4 separate regions of the Homo sapiens genome follow, and regions 1, 2 and 4 are each linked to region 3. Evidence: read pairs that join two places in POLR2A ChIA-PET (ENCODE). Cell type or tissue: CD4-positive, alpha-beta T cell. All regions are shown on one strand. Each heading gives the region's core, and the rest is flanking DNA. Links, peaks and the distances in the headings are about the cores only. Region 1 overlaps KIAA1549. Region 2 has its middle 18 kb from the start of ZC3HAV1L. Region 3 overlaps ZC3HAV1 (zinc finger CCCH-type containing, antiviral 1). Region 4 overlaps IFT56 (intraflagellar transport 56).

Region 1 (6,057 bases), core at 1,371-5,370, 190 kb before region 3:
GTGTTAAAAGACAGTTTTTTATGCCCTTATTTCAAAATCTAGCACACTTGACATATCGTACCTTTTCATTTCACTCTATTTCTCTAATAATATGCAACAATGTGATTACCCCTTTAGACTCCAGCAAAACTCTGAGCTTCTGTCCTGAGAAAAGGATCAGCGAGGGCTCCGAGCTCCTTATTTTACATGTGCCATTTAAATTGCTGGTCTCTACATTTGCCATTGGCAACATGCAGCTGCTACTTCTCTGTCCACACGTATGGGTTTGTAACACTGCCCTGTGCTCTGGACACAGCTGCTGGACCCCTCCTTCACCACGGGAAACTTCTGGCAGATCAGCAATTTCACGATTTCACTGTGAACTCCTTCTTCCAGATCGTGTCTAAAGATCCTTAACAACACACGTCCAAACCCTCTTCCCTCAACAATCTGTTCTTTATGCTTCGTCCTGAGAACTCCCTCCCTGACAACGGTACAGTGGTGATTAATTTTTTATTAGCTTTTAGAATGGAATGCTATGCAAGGGCTACTGAAAAGGAAGTAGATTATATCCATCTGTCTCTCTACCCATGTACCTACTTATTCCATTTTAAAAGTTCTAATAAATTTAAAAAGTATAGTTTCTTCTTCTAGAAATCACAGTCCCCAAAATCCAGTGATACCCACCTTGATTAAAGATTCTACAAGTCTGTCTAGTGCTACAGTTTGGATGTTGGACCCCCTCCAACTCTCTGGTTGAAATGTGATCCCCGATGGTGGTGGGGGAGCCTAATGGGAGGTATCTGAGTCATGGAGCAGATCCCTCATGAATGGTTTGGTGCTGTCCTCGAGGTAATGAGTTCTTGCTCTACTAGTTCCTGAGAGAGCTGGTGTTAGAAAGGGCCTGGCACCTCCCTTCCCTCTCTCTCGCTTCCTCTCTCGCCATGTGATTTTTATACTGGCTTCCCTTCGCCTTCCAGCAAGAGGGGAAGCAGCCTGCGGCCCTCGCCATGACACCAGCACCATGCTTTTTGTATAGCCTGAAGAACCATGAGCCAAATAAACCTCTTTTCTTTACAAACCCAGCCTCAGGTATTCCTTTACGGCAACATCAATGGACTAAGATGTCCAGGCAGAATGTAAGCCAAGAAAATCTAATCCCAGTATCCTTTCTAGACTACTGCCTATGAGATTCCTATCTGGAACCCTTATAACCATGGGAGTCATCATCACTTTGGTTAACATTTTCAATTTCAAAATTTATTTTCTGAGCAAAATCACATCTCTCTAGAAATTACACAGCCAATTAAAGTTGAAAAACACATGCAAAAAATATATATAAAGAAAATGAAAATCACCTAAAATTCAACCAACCAAAGAAAATCACTGTAAACATTTTAGCATTTTCCTTCTATTCTTTCTCCATGAATTCTGTATTAACATTTGGATTACATGGCATACATACTTTTGTAGCCTCTCTTGAGTTTTATTTTTTTTTTTTTTTTTGAGACAGAGTCTCACTCTGTCCCCGAGGCTGGAGTGCATTGGTGTGATCTTAGCTCACTGAAACCTCCACCTCCCGGGTTCAAGTGATTCTCATGCCTCAGCCTCCTGAAGAGGTGGGATTACAGGCACACACCACCATGCCCAGATAATTTTTGTGTTTTTAGTAGAGATGAGGTTTCACCATGTTGGCCAGGCTGGTCTTGAACTCCTGGCCTCAAGTGATCCACCTGCTCGGCCTCCCAAAGTGCTGGGATTAGAGGTGTGAGCCACTGCACCCAGCCCACTTGAGCATTTTTCTATACCACTCACTAATTTTTTTTTAAATGACTGCATAAAATTCCAACACATAAAGATTTACTATAATTTTATTTACCCATTCCCCAATTGCTGGACATGTAGTTGTTTCAACATTTTCACTTTTACAAATTAAGTTTTGATAAACAGCCATGTAACACTGTACACAAATCCTTGTCTACATCTTCATGTTTGGTCACTCTAAGGGGAGGAGAAGCAGAGCATGGCTTATAAGCAATCTATCAGATGGCACATTAGCCTGGATGTGCCACTTTTACAAACCTGCATGCCTACTAAGAGAGCTTGCATGTCAAATTTAGCACTGTATTATACTTTCACGGTGTCCTATAACTATTTCATGTGCAGAAGTTAACTCACACCTAGACCTTGGGCTCTAGGAAGCCAGGGATTGTTGAATAAGGCAAAGCTTTTATAATTCATTCTAATTTTTATTCTTTGTTGATACTTATTCGTTTAATGATTACTCTCAATTGTGATTAGTTTTTAAATTTCTCTGTAACTTACTGCATCTGGCAAAGGAACTATTTTAGAAACCTAAGGACTACATTTCTGGGAGGGGGACAAAGGGTAATGATGAGAGGGACACACTGGTAAAAGGGCTAGAGGACGATGATGCAGTTCTAGGCAACACTTCCCGGCTCCTGCCCCCAACCCACAGCCAATGTCATTTGCGTCTTTTTCTCTAATGCCTCTAATCCACCCACCTCCCTACCCTGCCTGCCAGCCAACACCCCCTGCTTCAGAGTTCTACCCTGGTTTCCTGTTTCTGAAATGTCATAGCTCTAAATATCCCATTTTCATAGTTCAACAAGTCAGCAGTTGGTAAAGAAAAAAATCCACATAATTCATATGGAGATGGAAATTAATGACAGCCCCAACCTCCAACTTTCTGTGAGTATGGGCATTTTTAAATGGGTCGCATTTCAATTCAAACAAATCTGTCTTTTGTAACCTGTCTGCCAGTTTACCAAGTAAAGAAGATTTAGGATAATATGAGACAACCAGGTGTCTCCGGTGGCGGGTACCTGTAGTACCAGCTACTCAGGAGGCTGAGGCAAAAGAGTCGCTTGCACCTGGGAGGCAGATGTTGTAGTGAGCTGAGATCATGCCACTGCAGTCCAGCCTGGGCGACAGAGCGAGACTCTGTCTCAAGAAAAAAGAAAGAAAGAAAAAAGCTCAAGTGAAGAGAGGCTACAAAAGGATGTATGCAGTGTCATCCAAAGGTTAATAGAGAATTCATGGGGAAAAAAGAATGGAAGGAAATATGCTGAAATGTTTACAGTGATCTTCTTTGGTTGGTTGAATTTTAGGTGATGTTCACTTTATTCTTTACACATTTTTTAATGTGTTTTTCAAAATTTCTCTAATTGGCTATGTAATTTCTAGAGAGAGGCGATTTTGCTCAGAAAATAAATTTTAAAATGAAATTGAAAATGTTAACCAAAGTGATGACTCCATAATACCATGGAAGCCGAGAAGATGAAATGCTCAAGCAGAGGGCAGCACGTCTCCCTCTATCTGCTCTCCTATGGTCTCTTCCAGTTGAATGATTTATCGCTATGATGCTATCAATAACACTGACCATTCTATCAAACAGGCTACATTTTTGTTAATTAAAAACTACTATTTGATAAATGAGGTCCTGTGATGATATGGCAACCCAGTAAGACAATTCTGCTCTGCTCTGCAAGGTCTATTGTTATACTACTACTTACTATGGGCTTGGTAAATATTTGTCTAGACTCCAGTTGAACTGAAAAGCTGCCAGATTCAGTGGCTACCCAATATAGCGATCAGTGGAAATCAGAAATTTCTCATGGCACTTCTCATTTGCATAAAAATACAGGGTTTTAGATGGAGTGTGCACTCACACGCAAGCGCTGTCTCTCTCCCTCTCTCTCCTTCCCCTCCTCCTTTGATGTGGAGTACCTGCACCACACTGTTCCCTGCAGCTACAGTGGCCCTTCTCCACATCCGCCTTCTGGTGGAAACCTCGCTGAGCAGCTGGGCCAGCTTGCGTTCCATCTCGGCTTGAAACACTTCATTCTGGAGTTGCTTCTCCATGACGCCCAGGAGAACTACATTTAAATGAAAACATACGTGGCACCCAAAACAAGTCAGCAGTAAAAAAACAGTGTGTGTGTGTGTGTGTGTGTGTGTGTGTGTGTGTGTGTGTGTGTGTGTGTGTGTGTGTGCGCGCGCGCGCGCGCGCACATATGTATTTGAAATTAATGCAAGATTGCCATAAAATGCCAATTCCTAGACAGAAAACATCAAAAGGAGAAAAAGTGATCATGAATGGGGAGAGTCCAGGAAATGCAGCCCACAAGAGCTCCAAGCTCTCAGTGTTACCCAGACTGGCGGCCAGAAGTCCCAGGAACTCAGCACTGCAGGAGCTTTGGCGCAAAGGGCGCCTACGCAAGATCAAACATTTTGTCTGCACTTATCTCAACACTTCTGGAATTGGTGTGAGTTCATTGTCTTGCCTTGAGACTTGGACTCACAAACTAACTTGAAAAAAGGAAGCCTGCCCATCTTTAGTTATCTATTTCAGACAAGATGATCTCAACAGACAATCACTTGCCAGTGTGGTCTGGGAGGAAGGAGCATGTGCTTTTCAACCAGAACTGGTTTAAGTTTTCTTTGAGATACAACCATGGGCAAGTTACTTAATTGCTATAGAAATTATCTGGAAAAGACCGCGGATGGCACCATGCAAAGCGATAGGACCTTGACGTGGGATGCTGTGTGTTCGGCAAGGAGAACTTGCAAGATGCAGGAACCCCGTGAATGGCAACTATCACTACCCCACATGCTCTCTCGTGCCCAGCTAGTTCCTGTGCTGCATGCACACTGGACAGCTGGTGAGTACGTAAGTACTGTTCAGACTTTTGTGCACTAGGTTAGAAAGGCCTTCAACTGCAATGCCATACCTCTAAATATCTGACCCACTCCCCTAAGACAAAAAAAAAAAAAAAAAAAGCTTCCCAGGTGCCAAGCCACCCTGCTTGTCCTTATTAAACTAAACAAATAACACTTTTAGAAAAAAAAAAATAAAACAAGAGAGAGATCCTTGCTTCTAAACCTCACCCTATTCTGGGTCAGAAGATTGTCAGTTCCTGTTAGACTCTGCCCTGAACTTGATGTATGAATTTTAAAGAAAGTCAGTCCTTTTTGTTCTATAACTCAGTGGGATATATTCCCACAGCCAAATTTGAATCCCTTTCCATTCATTCTTTGCCAAGAATGTAAGGTACATTTTGCCCTAAATTTAGGAAACAAGAAAGGCAGCATCATTCTCAATACGCCTGCATAGACTTCTTCTCCTTACAGTTCCCAAAATATTACATAAGTTAAACATACCTGTTCTGACCCAAGAGGACTTCAGCAACTGAGATAAGTTGAGCTGTGGATACTGGAAGGCTACAAAAGGGAAAGAATTAGGGAAGGAGAAAAATATCTGTAAAAACAAAGCCATGTTTACAACAAAGTCCCAACACATCGTCTTTACTATTTAGCTCTAAATGTGAAAGAACAAAATGTCAGATTAGCGTGAGGACGTGGACAGTAGCCATTTCTGAACACATTAGTCTCAAGGAAAAAGAGAGAGATAAAAAGAAAAGAAGGGCCGCTCCAGCTATGTCACAGGACACTGCTTCACAGAGAGGTCACCGGCAAGTTCTCCTTTGAATGTCACTGTTCCACAGCAATCCATGTTCACACCGTGCCCCTCAGAGCCCTGGCTTTCCCAGCAAGGTCTCAGGGTAAAGTGACCACATGCGTTGACCTGCCCAGGACCAGCCAGTGTGCCCCGCCGTCCGGCATCCTCATTTTAGCCATACACACACTGAGCACAACTGAAAGCGGCTCTTTGTAAATAACAGCTTTATCTCTGTCTACTTTCATATAGAATAACTTCTGTAAAGTTATTCTTTTTAGTTTAATTAACAATACACTAAAATACACTACGAATCATTAGGCCATTTGGTTGTTTCATTTTGAAAAAGAATTGGAATTTTTTGGCCTGATTTCAACTCTGGAATCTACTATTTTTTTTTTTTAAATAAACGTCTCCCCTTTCCCCCACTGCCTCCATTGGCATTGTGAAGCTAGTTGCTTCAGTCAGGAAGAAAGGTTTCATGTTTTCACTTATTGTTTTTATTTTAAAATTTACACAGTAAATGTCACTCTTTTCAGTATACAGTTTTATGGGTTTTGATAAATGTGTATATATTCACATAATCATCACCACAATGA
Region 2 (6,057 bases), core at 1,024-5,023, 78 kb before region 3:
ATGTAGAGTTATCATGAGGAAGGTGCAGAGAGGAGGTTCTGAACAATCTCTGATTGCTACATGGGTAAAATACTCAGATGTTTATAAGACATATAATCTCTCTGTTTTGTTTTTTTCCTCACTTGTAGTAGAAGTTTTGGTAGCAAACATAAGCCTTTCATCTGTCAAATGTACAGATTTCTTAGGGCAAACATAAACTTCTGCCTCTTTCCAGAGACAAAAAAAAAAGGGAACACTACGGGTAAATTGATGATTTAGCTCCAACCTCTCCCAGCCATATGTATGGGATGCTCCTGGTGTATCAGCCACCGTGGTTGGAATCCACCCCTCAGGGAGGCTGACCTTGCTTGGTGTAACTCACAGGGCTGGAACAACTATCTTCATCCAAGTTGATAGGAGAGGCAGCAGCAAACATGTTCTCAACGGAAGAAGTGCCAGATTTTGCTATTTACAAACTCCAATGTGGAGCAGTGGGAGATGGACAAAGCAACTCTCTTATGTAGAGATCATGTAGCAGCAGCAGTTCACCTCTAAAATTCAGCTAATATTTTCCTTCTTGCCATAGAACAGTGGGCAGGGCCAGGTGGACCAGCACCATAGTCAGTGACGCGGTGGCTAGGAAGTCCTTGGAAGTGCAAACCTTCTCAAAAAAGTAGACGGCAGTGGCTGGCGCACATGGAGGTTCAGGACAAGATGGAAGAGAATGCTTATCACAAAGCTGGTGACAGAGCAGGGGCTGGGGAGGGGCCGCTGCACAGGTCCATGATGAAGTCTTTTTGATGTTGAACCATTGGCATTCAGCAGTGATGAAGAAGACGGTGTCTCAAGAAGCTCTGGATCTTGACCCGCCATCTGCCAGCGTCCCTGCCCTACTTTCTTACTCAGAAATGGAAACATAAGCCCTATAGTGAGCCATAATATGGGATCAATGCCACCTCTTCCATGTGGGTGGCATTGACCGTCCCTCATATTATGGTTCCTTATAGGACTCTGTTCTTTATAGGACATCCTGCAGTGATTTAAAGGTGGCTCATGCCTGTAATTCCAGCACTTTGGGAGGCCGAGACGGGCAGATCATGAGGTCAGGAGATCAAGACCATCCTGGCTAACACGGTGAAACCTCGTCTCTACTAAAAACACAAAAAATTAGCCGGGTGTGGTGGCGTGCGCCTGTAATCCCAGCTACTCGGGAGGCTGAGGCAGGAGAATTGCTTGAACCTGGGAGGTTTCAACCCGCCACTGCATTCCAACCTAGGCAACAGAGTAAGACTCTATCTCAAAAAAAAAAAAAGCATCTATTTCTTCATTATCTCATTATCCTCATCACATGAATAAGTAATATCCATTCCCACAGGAGGTGGATGGCATCTTTCCTGAGAAGTGGGCACTAGAAAATAGATCAGCCATGCAGTGGACTCTTAGGATGGGATCATCCCCAGCAGGGCATTGGAGGCATTGGAGGCATTGATTTCAACAAGGTAAGGCCAAGTTGGATTGACGCATACCAGGAAAAGGACATGATTTCTGTTTATGTTTTGAGCATCTTCTCTTTTGAATGGTTTTCCTGCTAAAAATAACACATGCTCATTGCAGAAAATCTAGAAGGTTCAGAAGGGTGTGAAGAGACACCCCATCCAGAAATAAACACTGTTAATATTTTTCCTATTCAATTATTATTTGAAGTCATATTGAAGATATGATTTATTTTGGTTTTCTTTGCCCCATTTAAAAATATCCTAAGAGGCTGGGTGCAGTGGCTCATGCCTGTAATCCCAGCACTTTGGGAGGCTGAGGCGGGTGGATCACCTGAGGTCAGGAGTTCAAGACCAGCCTGGCCAACATGGTGAAACCCCGTCTCTACTAAAAATACAAAAATTAGCCAGGCCTGGTGGTGCGTGCTTGTTGTCCCAGCTACTCGGGAGGCTGAGGCGGGAGAATCGCTTGAACCTGAGAGGTGGAGGTTGTGGTGAGCTGAGATCACACCATTGCACTCTAGCCTGGAGAACAAGAGCGAAACTCCATCTCAAAAACAAAAAAAGCATTCTTTTTTTTTTTTTGAGACGGAGTCTTGCTCTATTGCCTGGAGTGCAGCGGCGCAATCTCGGCTCACTGCAACATCCACCTCCCGGGTTCAAGCAATTCCCCTGCCTCAGCCTCCCGAGTAGCTGGGACTACAGGTGCACACCACCACGCTCGGCTAATTCTTTGTATTTTAGTAGAGACGAGGTTTCAGCATCTTGGCCAGGAGATTGGTCTCAATCTCTTGACCTTGGATCTGCCCACCTCAGCCTCCCAAAGTGCTGGGATTACAGGCGTGAGCCATCACGCCTGGCCAAAAACAAAAAAGAAAATCTAAGAGTGTTTAGAAAACCCCTACTTCTTTTTTAAAGTAAGAATGGGAAAAGTGTGTATGAAGATGTTGGCATGCCAAAGCAATGAAACGGCATAGGCATTTGTCATTGTAAATCCTCATGTGTTGAGTAAGTTCACCTCCTCTGAAGTGGAGCCCATCTCCCACTACAGAAGCTGGAAATTCCAGAGACTTTCTCATCTTTCCTCGCAGCTGGGGCAGAGTGACATGATATAGATTCTACCCCTCAATGCTGTACGCCACAATGCTGTACCCCAAACAGCCTCACTTTGAAATCAGAAGCTGATAATCCAGAGAAACAAAGACTGTACAGAATCATTTGGACACTGGGTGGCAGCAGTTCAGCTTTCAGGATGTAACATCCCTGTTGCTGGCAATGCTGCCTGCAGCATCCCGTTGGGTGTCTTAATGGACTGGTTCTTAAGCACAACTTGGTTCCAGCAGCACGGCCTCCGAGCTTTCCTCTACTGCTCTTCAGAGTCTATAAGCCACCCAATATTCTTTTAACAAATTCCTTGACTTGCTTAAACCAGAATTGCTTTCTACAGCCTGCAACTACAACCATTGACCGAGAAAGTATATGATTGGCATGTTTAGCCCTATTTCTGTTACTTTGTTTTGGATGCTCCATTTTGTTGTTGTTGTTGTTTGCTTGCTTATTCTTTTTGTGATTTATTAGACAAATTGTATTTGATTTTCTATAATCATTTAGGCAGTGGCACCCTGTTTTTAATTGTCCTTAAGGTCATCAAGTATATTCTGAAACACATTATTTCTAGTTATCGGAGCTAAATGAACATTTAAAAAATTCTTCTCTGGCTGGGCATGGTAGCTCATGCCTGTAATCCCAGCACTTTGGGAGGCTGAGGCAGACGGATCACTTGAGGTCAGGAGTTCAAGGCCAGCCTGGCCAACATGGAAAAACCCCATCTCTACTAAAAATAAAAAAATTAACTGAGTGTGGTGGCACATGCCTGTAATCCCAGCTACCAGGGAAACGAAGGCACAAGAATCTCTTGAACCCGGGAGGTGGAGGTTGCAGTGAGCCATGATCGTGCCATTGCACTCCAGCCTGGGTGACAGAACGAGACTCTGTCTCAAGAAAAAAAAAAAAAAATTAAACATCAAATCAAATAAAAATTATTCCCTAAATACAATGAAAAAATGAAAATGAAAAATGAGTTTCTCCCTGGGAAGGCAGAGGCTGCAGTGAGCCAAGATCGTGCCACTGCACTCCAGCCTGGGTGACAGAGCGAGACTGCATCTCAAAAAAAAAAAAAAGAGCTTTTCCTTTTCCAACACACCACACACACACACACACACACACACACACACACACACACACACCACTTCCCAGGCTTTGCTAATTCAGTCAGGGATTATAAATGTTTGCCACAGTGCATCAGCTCACCTCTTCAACTCTGCTTCAAAGGAAGTCTGCATTACTGCAGAAACGAGGCAGCACAAAGAATGCCTCAGCTGTGCCCCATACTGTCCCAGGAACCCCCCTCCGTCCTGGGCATACGGGGATAGTTGGTCACCCTGGCCTAAGCCATACCCCAGTCTGAAGGATTGTCGGCTCTGCCCCTCACCCATGCTGTTCTTAAATTAGGAGCTTAGTGCTGGTCTGGGTCCCTCTGGCCAGAAACCAGAACTCTGTGCTGTCTTGGTTGACCTCTGTTGTCAACACATTGGCAATGTTTGCCGCTTTTTGGTTGAGACAATAAAAGTTTACCATCAGAAATTCTACAGCAACCTTAAAGGGAACTCTGCCTCCCCAAGGCAGCAGCACAAGAAAGGCCACCTGCCTGAGCTTCCTCCTTGGTGACTGCATTATGTTGAAAATATTCACTGTCCCTTCCTGAGGACGTATTATTGTCCTTGTCAATTGACATTAAACTTGGTCATGTAACCTGCAGTGCCCCTCCATGTAAGATTACACATCCCCACCCTGTCGAACACAGGGTAGCCATACAACTTTCTTTGGCCAATGCAGTGAGAATAGAAGTTGAAGAGCCAGCTGTAGTCTTCCCCTGGCAGGACACCAGCACTGGTCCCAGTGGGGGATGCTCAACCTGCGTCTTAAGTGAAAATGACATGGAACAAAGCTGAAATTGACTATAATGAACACAAGTAAGAAATAAATCTTTGTTGTTGTAAGCCACGAGACTTGGGAGTTGCTCATTGCTGCAAATAACCTAACCTATCTTGACCTTTACACTCTGTGTGAGCCCTTATTGTCCCTGTATCTTTGACTTAGAAAGGCGTGGACAATCAGGGGACTCTTTTGAGTCTTAAGTGGAGAAGACAGAGAGAATGGCAGGCTATACTGTCAGAGGAGCTGTGATGGGGACTCTCCTCTAGTCTCCATTACCCAAACAAGTAACAGAACAATCCACTCATGTTTTCTGGTTTGTTTTCATGAACCTGTAGAAAAGTTTGAGCCAAAGGAAGGTTTTATCTGAGGCTTTTCCAAGTTTATCTTTTTTTTTTTTTTTTTTTTTTTTTTGAGACGGAGTCTCACTGTCTCCCAGGCTGGAGTGTAGTGGAGCGATCTCGGCTCACTGCAAGCTCCGCCCCCCTGGTTCACGCCATTCTCCTGCCTCAGCCTCCCGAGTAGCTGGGACTACAGGCTCCTGCCACCACGCCAGGCTAATTTTTGTTTGTTGTTATTTTTAGTAGAGACGGGGTTTCACCGTGTTCGCCAGGATGGTCTCGATCTCCTGACCTCATGATCCGCCCGCCTCGGCCTCCCAAAGTGCTGGGATTACAGGCGTGAGCCACCGCGCCCAGTCCCCAAGTTTATCTTCAAAGTAGGTAGAGTCAACTCAAGTTAGCAGACATTCATTCCTTCATTAAACTGAGAGCTTGCTATATATGCCAGACGAGGCAGCATCTCTTCTGAGTAAACTGAAAATGTATCTAGGAGATAAATATCTGGAGTGAGCACCTATGAGGCACCATGAGAATAAAATATTACTTTTAGAAGGCTAATGTGTGATCAGTTCACCAAAAAAAAGTGACAATGCAAACACAAATCCAAAAGGAAATCTCAGTAAAGACAAAACATCAGAAAATGTACATAATTTAATCATGTTATTGTATAATAAACATTAAATTATAGCTGTGGTTGGGTAAGTCAAAATCAATACTAATGTATTTTTCTAAATATCTGTCCAGAAGAACCCCTTAGGAAACAAAATATATTCTGTGCCTTTCCTGGGAATGTGCTTTCTAACACAGGCTATCGAGTGTACTGAGAGAGGCAATTCCTATGCTGACGATGAGTGTAATATGGTGCAGCTATTCTGGAAGAGAGTTTTGAAATTCTTTTTGAGTCTTTATCCTATTCCTATCTTCTGGCACAGTATAATCGCATCTAAAAAATTGTTCTAAAAAATAATCAGAAATTGGCTGGGCGTGGTGGTGCACACCTGTAATCCCAGCACTTTGGGAGGCTAAGGCAGGCGGACCACCTGCGGTCAGGAGTTTGAGACCATCCTGACTAACATGGTGAAACTGTCTCTACTAAATACAAAAAATTAGCTGGGTGTGGTGGTGCATGCCGTAATCCCAGCTACTCGGGAGGCTGAGGCAGGAGAATCGCTTAAACCCGGGAGGTGGAGGTTGCAGTGAGCCAAGATTGCAGCAGTACACTCCAGCCTCGGCGACAAGAGCAAAACTCC
Region 3 (6,057 bases), core at 624-4,623:
AGATCCAGGAATGAACACGCATCCCAAAACACAAGCAAAAACCCAAGCCGGAAAAATGAACAAAAACAGATCTGAAACTTTTTCAAACCAAAAAAATTTAAATCGGCATCCTGAATTATTTAAGCCACTGTTCCCCCAACTATTTAAGCAGGGTGCAAGCAGAGATCGTGGACATAAATCACATAAAGGGTGTGGTAGGAACACATTATGTGATAGGCATTATTTGTTGTGATTAGTGTCAGGCCTCTGAGCCCAAGCTAAGCCATCATATCCCCTGTGACCTGCACGTATACATCCAGATGGCCTGAAGTAACTGAAGAATCACAAAAGAAGTGAAAATGGCCTGTTTCTGCCTTAACTGATGACATTACCTTGTGAAATTCCTTCTCCTGGCTCATCCTGGCTCAAAAGCTCCCCCACTGAGCACCTTGTGTCCCCGGCCCCTGCCCGCCAGAGAACAACCCCCTTTGACTATAATTTTCCACTACCTACCCAAATCCTATAAAACGGCCCCACCCTCATCTCCCTTCGCTGACTCTCTTTCCGGACTCAGCCCGCCTGCATCCAGGTGAAATAAACAGCCTTGTTGCTCACACAAAGCCTGTTTGGTGGTCTCTTCACACGGACGCGAGTGAAAATTAGTATTGTACAGACAAGCTCAGCAGCATGGGCCACGATCAGAGCTTGAAGGGGGTCATGTGTAGGTTTCAGGTGGCAGAACCTTCCTTCCGACTTTCTTCTGATCACTCTGTCCCAGCTCCAGGTGCCTAATATTGGCTAGTGGGCTTCAGCCAGGAAATAGTATGAAAGTCTCCCGTGGCCTCTTGGGGTTTGCTAAGCTAGCGATGCTGAAAATTTGGTCCCTAGGCCAACATCATCAGCATCACTTGGGAGGTTTTCAGAAATGCAAATTCTCAGGCCCCATCCCAGACATCCCAGGGTGATTCTCAATCTTTTAGGATGCATCAGCATCACCTAGACAGGAGGTCCATTAGATTCCTGGGCCCCCACCCTGGAGTGTCTGAATCAGTAAATCTAGGGTTGGAGGCCAAGAATTTGCATGTCTAACAATCTGGTTTTACGAACATACTTGGAGTATAGGCAGCTCAGGGCCACCTCCCCAAAAAGGACAACAGGTCCTACAGAAGGTTGGTTAGAAGCTGTGGGAACTCCCCTCTCGCCAGTACAAAAAGAGCTCTCCTACTAATTATTATGAATTTCCCAGGACAAAACAAGCGTTTGCAGAATGCTACCCACACTTGGAGCAGATAAACCTCAAACAAAGAGGGCGAGTTGCAGTAGGAGGTGATAACTTAAAAAAAAAAAAAAAAACAGCAAAGACATCCTTGAAAGGAGCAGAATTGTCTCTCTTTAAGGAGCTCAGGCCAAAAGCCTAAAAACAAACGACCTTTTCACTTTTCTCTTCCAGCCACAGAACAAAATGTTATTTTAGCCCAGGCAATAAGCGCTCTCTCTCACCACGGGTGCAGTCTAAACAACTAGCCTGCACAGTGATTCTCATTCCTGGCTACACATAATGATCAACTGGGCAGTGTTGAAAATAACCTAACCCTGGGCCACACCCTGGAGACTGGCTTCATCTTACTGCGGTGGGAGCCCGGGTGATTCCCACGTGCAGTCTGAGCTGAGAATCACTGGATGCGCTTGTCAGATTTGATTCTGAGTTAGATTCCTGAACTGGATGTTCACCTCGGAGCTCTTGCACTTCACAAATCGGTAAACACAGGACTAGCTCTGAACTCAACAGTCAGACCAAAAAGAGACAGTAACCCGAGTCTTTTTTTTTTTTTTTTGGACAGTAATTATATCGAAGTACTCCTTCCCTTCTCTCCTTCATCCCCTCTGCTCCCTAACACCTAATAGGGTTGGCAAAAACAAAAAGATCGTTGATTTGTATAGAAAACAGGAAATCACTCACCATGATATAAGCCAGGTAAAAAAGGAACCAGGATGTGTGAAAGATAAAATCTAGAGAACATTGAGCTAAAGAATAAAATGTCATCAGTCAAAACCAACCCTAACGCGATATTATTTTAAAGCCACGAGGCTCCTACTCCCCATATTTGTACTTCTGATATTCAAGATTAAATTGCCGTGTTATTAGAGGGTAGGGATGGTTTACTGCCTCTAGAGCCCCTAGTGAGATGGAGGAGAAACAGAATAGACCAGACGAGATCACATGAGCAGGGTAACGAAGGATGTGGGGAGACACAGAGGGTGGAGCCGAAAAAAATGAGCTTCCTTTAACCACAACTGTATTACCCAGAACACAGCAGGCACAAAGAGAGCCCCAGCTCACTGCAGAAAATGGTGAACCTAAGGCTGCAGCCACGGCAAGCCACAGCCTGCACCGAGGAGGAAGAGGAAAGCACCGAGGGCCTTGCAAGACTGGAGAGCAGAGGAGGCTGGGCCCGCTGAGGATAGGGGAGGCCGGAGGCCAAGAATCCGCACATACCCTACAGTTGTACCAAGAGTGGGACAAACAGCACCGGTGCCACCAAAATATCATCTTTCTGTTATTATGGACAGTCTCTCCAGTCTTGACTTCTCTAGTCCCCTAAGTTCATGGTTCACAAGCTTGTTGCCCATTAAAAACCATCTAGGGACTTAAAAAAACAAAATCCCAAAGTCCAATTCAAACCCTAATTAAATCAGAAGGTAGGAGACGGGCATCAGTATTTTTTAAAGATTTCCTAAGTGATCCCAACATGCAGCAAAGTTTGAGAAACATTGCCCTAGGTCCACATCAGGACTGAGAAAAAGGAGAGTAGATGGCCGCAGGTGGTGGCGTTACTGCTACAATGTTTTTTTTTGTTTGTTTGTTTTTTGAGACGGAGTTCCAGTCTTGTTGCTCAGGCTGGAGTGCAATGGCGCAATCTCAGCTCACCGCAACCTCCGCCTCCCGGGTTCAAGTGATTCTCCTGCCTCAGCCTCCCGAGTAGCTGGAATTATAGGCATGCACCACCACTCCCGGCTAATTTTGTATTTTTAGTAGAGACGGGGTTTCTCCATGTTGATCAGGCTGGTCTTGAACTCCTGACCTCAGGTGATCCACCCGTCTCAGCCTCCCAAAGTGCTGGGATTACAGGCGTGAGCCACCGTACCCGACCACCAAAATCTTGATGATCAGAGAAAGTAGTTCACACAAGCCCCCTCTCCTCTCACAGGCTGGCTTCTCCCCACCACCCGCCACAATACTTCCCAGCATAAGTCCCTCTGAAAGTTAACAAATATTAACCAGAGAGAGATTAATTAACTGGTTGACAGTATTTCAGGATCCTGTGAGTGACAAAGGAAGGGGTAGAAGCCTCTAGAATTGTCTATCATTTGTGACACAAAGTTTGTGCTCAATAAATATTTATTGACTTGGTACCTAGGATGCCAAAAGTTTCCTATGTCTTTTGGTCTGTCACATAAAAGTCATAGAACCCCTAATCTCTGAGAAAGATCACTTAAAGAAAAATCTTTCATTTATTCAGAACTAAAAAATTCATTTCTTTTACTCACTCCCTCAAACTCGAAAGCCACATAAAACTCTGCATTTGCAGTCTTCCAGGAAGTGTACCCCCAAGGAATTATATGTTTCTGAAAGTGTGGTTTGACCCCTGCAAATGGATTCTTTAGGGTGGTATTTAAAAATGCAGATCCTGGGGGCGCAGTGGCTTACATCTGTAATCCCAGCAGCTTGGGAGGCTGAGGAGGGTGGATAGCTTGAGCTTAGGAATTCAAGACCAGCCGGGGCAACATGTCTCTATTGAAAATACAAGAAGTTAGCCGGGCATGGTGGCAGAGGCCTGTAATCCCAGCTACTTCAGAGCTGAGGTGGGAGGATTGCTTGGTGGGAGGATTGCTTGAACCCAGGAGGCAGAGGTTGCAGTGAGCAGAGATCGTGCCACTGCACTCCGGCCTGGGTGAGAGAGGGAGGCTCTGTCTAAAAAAATAATAATAATAAAAATAAAAAATAAAAAAAAGAAAATTTTAAAAATAAATGAATAAAAATGCAGATTCTCAGGCCCCAACCCTCCTCTTCGGAACAGAATTTCCAATAGGTGACTTGGGAACCTGCATTTTAGTAGACTCTCCCATGTGATGAAAATGCATGTCAAAGTTTGAGAAGCACTGCTCCAAAGCTAGGTAACTGCATCCCAGAAGCTACTCAAAACAATCCATCATGGATGGAAACAAATATTGGAACTCCATATATATATATATATATATATATATATTTTTTTTTTTTTTTTTTTTCTTTGAGATGGAGTCTCGCTCTGTCGCCCAGGCTGGAGTGCAGTGGCGCGATCTCGGCTTATTGCAAGCTCCACCTCCTGGGTTCACGCCATTCTCCTGCCTCAGCCTCCCGAGTAGCTGGGATTACAGGTGCCCGCCACCACGCTCGGCTAATTTTTTGTATTTTTAGTAGAGACGGGGTTTCACCGTGTTAGCCAGGATGGTCTGGATCTCCTGACCTCGTGATCCGCTCGCCTCGGCCTCCTAAAGTGCTGGGATTACAGGCATAAGCCACCAAGCCCGGCCGGAACTCCTTATATTTCTTAATGTAAAAAAATCTTTTCAGCCCAGAAAAGTATTGCCTGGGCTGAAAGGGCTGGAGGAGTGGGGGGACTCCCTGGTTAACTGAGAAGGGGCACAAGAGAACCTTTAGGGCTGATGAAAATGTTCTGTATCTAGAGTGTTGTGATGGTTACACAGGGGCATCCATTTATCAAAACTCTTTAAACCATACACATTATTTACCTTTTTTTTTAAGATGGAGTCTCACGCTGTCGCCCAGGTTGGAGGGCAATGGTGCAATCTCGACTTACTGCAACCTCCACATCCTGGGTTCAAGAGATTCTCCTGCCTCAGCCTCCTGAGTAGCTGGGATTACAAGTGCACGCCACCATGCCCAGCTAAATTTTTTTTTGTTTTTTTAGTAGAGATGGGGTTCCACCATCTCTGGTGAAATTCCTGACCTCAAGTGAGCCGCCTGCCTTGGCCTCCCAAAGTGCTAGGATTACAGCATGAGCCATGGCGCCCGGCCTCCATACACTTTAAATGGGTACATTTTATTGTATGTAAATCATACCTCAATAAAATTGATTTTAAAAAGTTTTAAAAAGTAGAACAGTAAATAGTATACAAATTAAGAATTTTCCATCATAGAATGTTTAAATAAATGTACACACATTAGGAGTACATGCTCAAAACATTCTCTGCTGATAGGCATGCGGGATCAAAATGTTAGGAAACGATTTCCCTTAGATGACCTCTTTTAGCTTCATTTTCTAAATTGGTCTAAAACATATTAAAATATCTTCCCAGTGCCAGGAGTGGTGGTACACATCTGTAATCCCACCTATTCAGGAGGCTGGGGCAGGAGGGTGGCTTGAGCTCGGGAGTTTTAGATCAGCCTAAGCAAAATATTGAGACCCCCGTCTCTATTTTAATAAATAAATAAGTAAATACAAAATAATACATAAAAAATAATAAAATACTATCTCTTCCCTGTATGGGAAATAGAGAAAAGATCATGAAATAAGTCTCCCCTCTCTCCTCCCAACCTGAGACCAGCTCCCCTGCTGCAATTTGGTTGAAGTGATTTCTCACTGGGCCTGAAATCCTAGGTGCTCCTGAAACCTTTTACCCCTTTTTCACCTCTATGTTACTATGGCTTCTTCTGTTCCAAAGTAGCCGCAGGAAAAGCTCGCAGATACCTGGTTTGGAAGTAAATACAGGCAGAAGCAGTAAGCAAATTAGAACCATTTAATGGATGGAAAAATATATCTACTTATTTTAAATGTGTAATTTTGCCATCTCTGCATTATGTAAAAAGTAGAAAATATTGTGTTATCACATGCTTCATTTGTCACTATTTAAGATTTTATCATGGTTCACAATATTACAATGTCATAATGTTTGTTAGCTTAATTTCTAAAGAAAATTGCAGACACCGAGAGTCAAATTTGATCAAATTAAAAATTTGAGATGTAGTGTTTGTGAAAAGAGAACAAAAATTCCCAAATGATTCTTACAGGGTGCACC
Region 4 (6,057 bases), core at 1,383-5,382, 71 kb after region 3:
AATAGGGCACTATCCAGAGGAAACAGTGGGGCCAAGTGGAAGATTTTTCAAGAGAACAAAAACCCCTTGTGTGTGTTTAAAGTGAGAAGTAGGACCAGGGCTTTGGGAAGATTGAAGGTACAATAATTAATGGAGAAAAGAGGTTCAGATGGAGTTAGAAGTCATGGGATCAAGAAGACAGGTGAATGAATTAATCTCGGCAAAAGAAGGGAATATCTGAAAAAGGAACCAAAAAAGCACTAAATAGATATTTCGGGGTCGAGAGAAGAGATTTTGTAGTTCATGCTGGATGACCTTGCTTTCTGTGCATTTATTTGTGAAACAGTTTGCTACATTCCAGACACTATGCTAGGCTCTAGAAATACAACAGTACACAAAATAAATTGTCCTTTCATGGATTTGTTTGTTTGTTTGTTTTGATTTCTAAGCTTTTCTCTGTAACACTTATTATCACCTGATAACATATTTATTTGTTTGCTTTATGGAGGTCTGTCCCCACTTGAATAGTCTGTGGTGACAGGGGAGTGGCCTGTTCCTGCTATAACCCCTGTGCTTGTTACAGTAGTGGGCATATAGTACATGCTAATGAATGTTTACTAAATTAATTCAATGAAACACTGAAATATGTGCCATTTAGCCCACTTTTGCTCATTTAATCCTCATAATAACCTGAAAGGTAGGCATTACTAATGCCATTTAGAGATGAGGAAACAGGCTCAGAAAGGTTATATAAATTCCTTTATGGAGTTTTTGATGCAGAATGTCTGCCTAGAAAAGAGTTTTGTTAATTATTGGGTACTTTAGGAGTTTTCTGCAGTTCTTATGAAGAGGAAAAGAGAAGTACACAATAAGGGTTATGCTTTTATTCTATTTCTCATAGTTATAATTTTATTTTTAACTCTTTTTAATTTAAATGTTTGTGAGTATACAGTAGGTGTATATTGTTATAATTTAGATCACGGCTTTCTTTCAATGAAGTCAAGGTCATATGCATCAATAGAGCTTCAAAAATATATTTGTCCTTTCAAAAAATAACCAAGTGCTGACTATACTAGTCGCAGTTCTCGGGGCTAGGAATACACAGTAAATGCAAAGTTCCTTGCCATATCGAGCTTATATTCTGGTGGATGTAACAGATAAACAGATAAAGAAATATACAATAAAATAAAGATATAAGGGCTATGAATAAAAAAGAAGGGCAAGGGTATAGAGAGAGTGATAATGGAGGTAGGTTTTACATAGGGTTAAAAATAAAATGTTTAATTATGACAAGGCTGTTAAGAAGGATCAAAAGCAGAGAGGAGAGAAAAGAAGAGAGAAGGTAAGAAGCATAGGGATTAGGTAGGCAATAATAAATTCAGCCAATAGTAAAAGTTCTCAATATATCAACTGATTCCCAGAGCTATTTTAGTTGAATATCATGAACCCAGTTATATATGCCAGCTCCTTAAACATTGTCACCAATAAATATATACATCATTGTTGCCATAATAGCATGATTTCTGTATCTCTAGGTTGTTTTCCGAGGAGGTGAAGGGGCTTTGCAGGTTTTACCTCCCCTAGTTGATGTCATTCCTGAAGCTAGGCTAAACTTGGTGATTTACTACCTTCGTCAAGGTAAGAAAAATTTGTCCTGGTCTTACTTACAATGAGATATTTTAGAATAGTTAAATATGTCTGATGGAACTATTTGCTTCACTTTTTAAATCCATACTTCCAAAAATATATTTGCAACAAGTTCATAGAACAAGTTTATTGGTGGTTATTTGTTGTGCCTTTTTTTATCCTCTTTCCTCTTCTGTCGCTTCCTACCTTCTCCCTCATTCTGTTTTTTCTTTTTTCCTTTTATTTTGCTATCCTTTATTCTCTATCCATTCTTTCTTTTTCATTGTTTTTCCTCCCCTTCCCTTACAGTTCTTTTTTCTTTTTCTAGTTTCCCCCACTGCATTATGTACATTCACATTTTCTTGTGTCTTTTGAAAAAAGTATTAACTGTTTCTTATTTGCTTTGATTGTCTGCCTTTCCGTTTCTTTGTACCCCAGGCTGCTTATGAGAAATACTATGATTCAAAGAGGATGTGATATTTATTGCCCCTAAGTAAGATTGAAATTGTCAGACACACGCCTAAAGCAGCCTTTTCTAACAGCTATGAGTACAGGGTAGCAGCCACCATGCATTTGTGGTGGCATTTGGTCATGGGCCCTGGACTAACAATGTGGGCCTTCTTAGGTGCATGGCAGAAACCAACCAGGACAACATATTCCTCATGGAGGAAAATGTATTTATTAAAATAAGAATATGAACTTGCAAACAGTCCTACTTTATTTTATTTGTTTATTTATTATTATTATTCTTTTGAGACGGAGTCTTACTCTGTCGCCCAGGCTGGAGTGCAGTGGCGTGATCTCCGCTCACCGCAACCTCTGCCTCCAAGTTTCAAGCAATTCTCCTGCCTCAGCCTCCCAAGTAGCTGGGATTACAGGCATGCGCCACCATGCCTGGCTAATTTTTGTATTTCTAATAGAGACGGGGTTTCGCCATGTTGGCCAGGCTGGTCTTGAACTCCTGATCTCAGGTGATCCGCCTGCCTCAGCTTCCCAAAGTGCTGAGATTACAGGTGTGAGCCACCGTGCCCGGCCTCTCTTTTATATAAAAGCAAAAAGAAATATGTTTTGGACAAGAATGAAATAAACAGCTTATATATTTTATAAATTATTTTTATTATGGAAAATTTCAAACATAGACAAAAATAAATGGTACAATAAACACCCAAATACTCACCCTGGATTCAGCACTTTTCAAGATATTTCCAGTCTTCTTTTTTCATCACCTCTTTTTTGTTCCTGAAATGTTTTAAAGCAAATCTCAGACTTCATGTCATTTAATTCCTATATACTTAATATATATATATATGTATCTCTTTTTTAAAGAAATCATTGCTTTTCTTATCTAATACAATGCCATTGGCATAGAATGCCTCATCCATGTTCTTAGCTTCAACAATTTTTAAGGTACTTCATGGCTTAATATGAGTTTTCTAAGGATATTTGGTTATTTTTAGCATAACTACTCAACACCGAACATGGAGAGTTAGAAGACAGATAAAACAGATCATATTTCCCATGAATATTTAAGTACTGAAGGATCTTATCTTTTGGGAGGACTGCTTCAGGAGGGTTTTCTGGAATACAGACTAGTATAATTACTTTGTTGTATTTCAGATGATGTACAAGAAGCTTATAACTTAATTAAGGATCTGGAACCTACTACTCCTCAGGTAACTGAGAATGTTTTATATTTTTACTAACCAAGTTCTGCTAAAAGTGGAACTTCAGAAATTTAGTTGGAAGTCATATTAGAGAAGATTAGGCAGACTCCTGCCTGTAGAATCCCAGGAAAAGACCATATGTATTCATTCAGGAATGTTATATGCGACTTGTGATATGAGAATGAATGTTCTAGGCTTTTTGATGTTTTTAAACTCCCTTATATGTAGTCATTTTGTCAAAAAGGGTAAGGAAATTTGGAAAATTCCTTTAGTATTTGGAAATATGAAAATTTAGAATTCTGATGAAAATAACAACTAGATACATGCAATTATCTCATAAATTGTCTGTAACTTGTCTTTCTTCCCCATTGGATCGTTAACTCCTTGTAGTCAGGGACTGTGTCTATATTGTATCTCTAACACTATGTGCATAAAGTATATAGTAAACATTCCATTTATTGAATGAAAGACTGAATGAAAAATATTTCCAGACCCCATGGAGTTTAAACAAGTATATTTCTCAAGTATATTAAAAGATTGAGCTTCTTTCATGCTGTTCTTTGTGAGCTCTCTTAAATGAAAGATTGATAAAGCTGCTAGCTAGGGAGGGTATCTATTAAAGAATTGATCCAAGTCTGAAAAAAGGGATAGAAGTGAGGCCCCAGGACTCCAAAAGAGAGAATACCTTATAAATGGATATCAGAGGACACTTTTTTTTTATTTAGGAAAAGGATTACTAGCAAAGAAAAGTTACTATAACATTGGAAAGGGGCCAGGAGTGGTGGCTCACACCTGTAGTCCCAGCACTTTGGGAGGCCAAGGCAGGTGGATCACCTGAGGTCCAGAGTTCGAGACCAGCCTGGCCAACATGGTGAAACCCCGTCTCTACTACAAATACAAAAAAATTAGCCGGGTGTGGTGGCTGGGGCCTGTAATCCCAGCTACTCGGGAGGCTGAGGTAGGAGAATTGCTAAAACCCTGGGGGTGGAGGTTGCAGTGGGCTGAGATCACGCCACTGTACTCCAGCCTGGGCGACAGAGCAAGACTCGGTCTCAAAAAAAAAAAAAAATTGGAAAAGAAAAATAATATATATGATATGGTCACAGAGAATGGCAGTGGTTGAGAAGGTAATAAAAATTATTATATCAACATTTTACTTTTTTTTCCATAGAATTGAAATAAAATGAAACTTATCTGCTGGAGCTTCCACTAAATTATTTTTGCTTAAGATTGAGAATTTACAAATATGGTAAATTTTGTTATATAGATACTTGGCTGCTGGAAACTAAATGAGTGTCTCCTAATTCTTTTATTCAAGCCAGGGATAGAACAGAGAAAAGTAACTGTGGGTAATCTTTGATACTTTATATAAAGTATTGAGTTAATGCAAGGAGTTAATTTGAAAATGATCTCATAGCTCCACATTCCTCTTAATCAGTGTTATTCCATGTTTCTAGGAGTATATTCTCAAAGGAGTGGTCAATGCAGCCCTTGGCCAGGAAATGGGTTCAGTGAGTATGAAATCACTGATAATCTATAGGTTGCAAAGTTATAAGTGTATGGAAGAGAACAAAATGACTATCAAAGTGCAAGCAGCAATAGGCTCTCCTGTAGCTCCTTTTATTTCTCCATATCCCCCAATCCAGACTCCACTGAGAAAAGAATGTTATGTTATTTAGAGACAAAAAAAAAAAACAAAAAAAAAACTTGTAACCCTAAAGACTCCTGCTTGTTTAAAAGGGTCCAATTTTTAAATAGCAACTTATTTAATAACTAACTTAAAAATCATTGCGCAACTTCATTCTTATTTGCAGCGACTTTTTTTAAACTTACATATATCTAGCTATAATTTTGGCATCTGTAAAGTAGGGAAAATTGTTTCTCTGGAGAAGTTATTTTTATAAACACCAAAACACTGTCTAAAATTAAGCTCTTATCCATCTTAATACAGCGTTCTTTGTTCTTTTTGGAACAAAATGGGATACAAATAAATCTTTTTATCTCAAGTTCATTCTGCAGTGCCTTGTATAGTAGATAGGCAGCAAATATTTATTAAATAAATGAGTTTAATAAATACTCCTTGTTATATCTACAGCTCCTGTTCCAAGGTCTGATATATGGTAAAAGAGCAATAGGTATTTGTAGAATGATTGAGTTCATTTAATGAAGTTTTAGGATAGAATTTAAGGATTTGATTCTTTTTCTTCTCCTCTGCCTGTCCCTGCACAGGTTTTAATTCAGTTTCGGGTCTAGTTGTTATGTTAATGAGAATTAGTATTGTTTGGGGCAAGATTTAAAACAAAGGTATATTTAAATCCTGACAAATATGTTAGAACCATATAGTATAATAAAATAAAATATTTTTACCTTATTCCTCTATATCAGCTCAGTTTGTTTTTCAGAGGGATCATATGAAAATTGCCCAGCAGTTCTTCCAGTTGGTGGGAGGATCAGCTAGTGAATGTGGTATGTCTGAAATCTGTACTTATGATCTGCTTCATAATTGGAGTGGGGCATATATTGACCGTGAAGTTTGATTCTCTGTCTAGGGATGTATCTATTAGGCTTCACATTATAAAGTGGGAGGTCAGAAATAAGAGAGAATATTGGAATTAGTTCTTCTCAACATCTCAGCGAAAGTGGGATAAGAGAATAAATAGAGTAAATTTCCTGTTTTGTTCCTGAGAGTTTTAAAACTTTGAATCAGTTTTAGATATAAAATGTTATTTTTTACTGAGTTTTCAAGAGCTCTTTTGAGCATTAACTTTTGTCACATTCTGGTAGGTCA

Evidence for each region. Peaks named below come from ENCODE experiments on the same cell type or tissue, not always from the same donor. Only the 100,000 strongest peaks of a DNase experiment are listed, where the experiment ranks them.
Region 1: POLR2A ChIA-PET joins it to region 3 with 5 read pairs; 3 of 35 experiments call an interaction of 5 or more read pairs at or near these places.
Region 2: POLR2A ChIA-PET joins it to region 3 with 7 read pairs; 8 of 35 experiments call an interaction of 5 or more read pairs at or near these places.
Region 4: POLR2A ChIA-PET joins it to region 3 with 5 read pairs; 3 of 35 experiments call an interaction of 5 or more read pairs at or near these places.

The regions. Positions count from the first base shown.
Region 1 is chr7:138,899,859-138,905,915 of GRCh38, forward strand. KIAA1549 reads right to left here. Exons shown (of 20, transcript NM_001164665.2): 7 at 5,164-5,223; 8 at 3,730-3,878. Among named protein-coding and RNA genes, the nearest start is that of KIAA1549, 79 kb to the right of the region's middle. In CD4-positive, alpha-beta T cell, for the core only: no CTCF peak of the experiment used is centred there; DNase peaks (open chromatin) are centred at 3,753 and 4,153; H3K4me3 peaks cover 629 bases.
Region 2 is chr7:139,014,547-139,020,603 of GRCh38, forward strand. No RefSeq gene overlaps it. Among named protein-coding and RNA genes, the nearest start is that of ZC3HAV1L, 18 kb to the right of the region's middle. In CD4-positive, alpha-beta T cell, for the core only: a CTCF peak has its summit at 2,671 (motif pointing right); a DNase peak (open chromatin) is centred at 2,715.
Region 3 is chr7:139,093,183-139,099,239 of GRCh38, forward strand. The region is part of intron 1 of ZC3HAV1 (zinc finger CCCH-type containing, antiviral 1); the gene reads right to left. Among named protein-coding and RNA genes, the nearest start is that of ZC3HAV1, 14 kb to the right of the region's middle. In CD4-positive, alpha-beta T cell, for the core only: no CTCF peak of the experiment used is centred there; DNase peaks (open chromatin) are centred at 1,147, 1,629 and 2,269; H3K4me3 peaks cover 2,352 bases; H3K27ac peaks cover 2,613 bases.
Region 4 is chr7:139,163,618-139,169,674 of GRCh38, forward strand. IFT56 (intraflagellar transport 56) reads left to right here. Exons shown (of 18, transcript NM_024926.4): 9 at 1,515-1,617; 10 at 3,223-3,278; 11 at 4,727-4,780; 12 at 5,672-5,735. Among named protein-coding and RNA genes, the nearest start is that of IFT56, 33 kb to the left of the region's middle. In CD4-positive, alpha-beta T cell, for the core only: no CTCF peak of the experiment used is centred there; no DNase peak of the experiment used is centred there.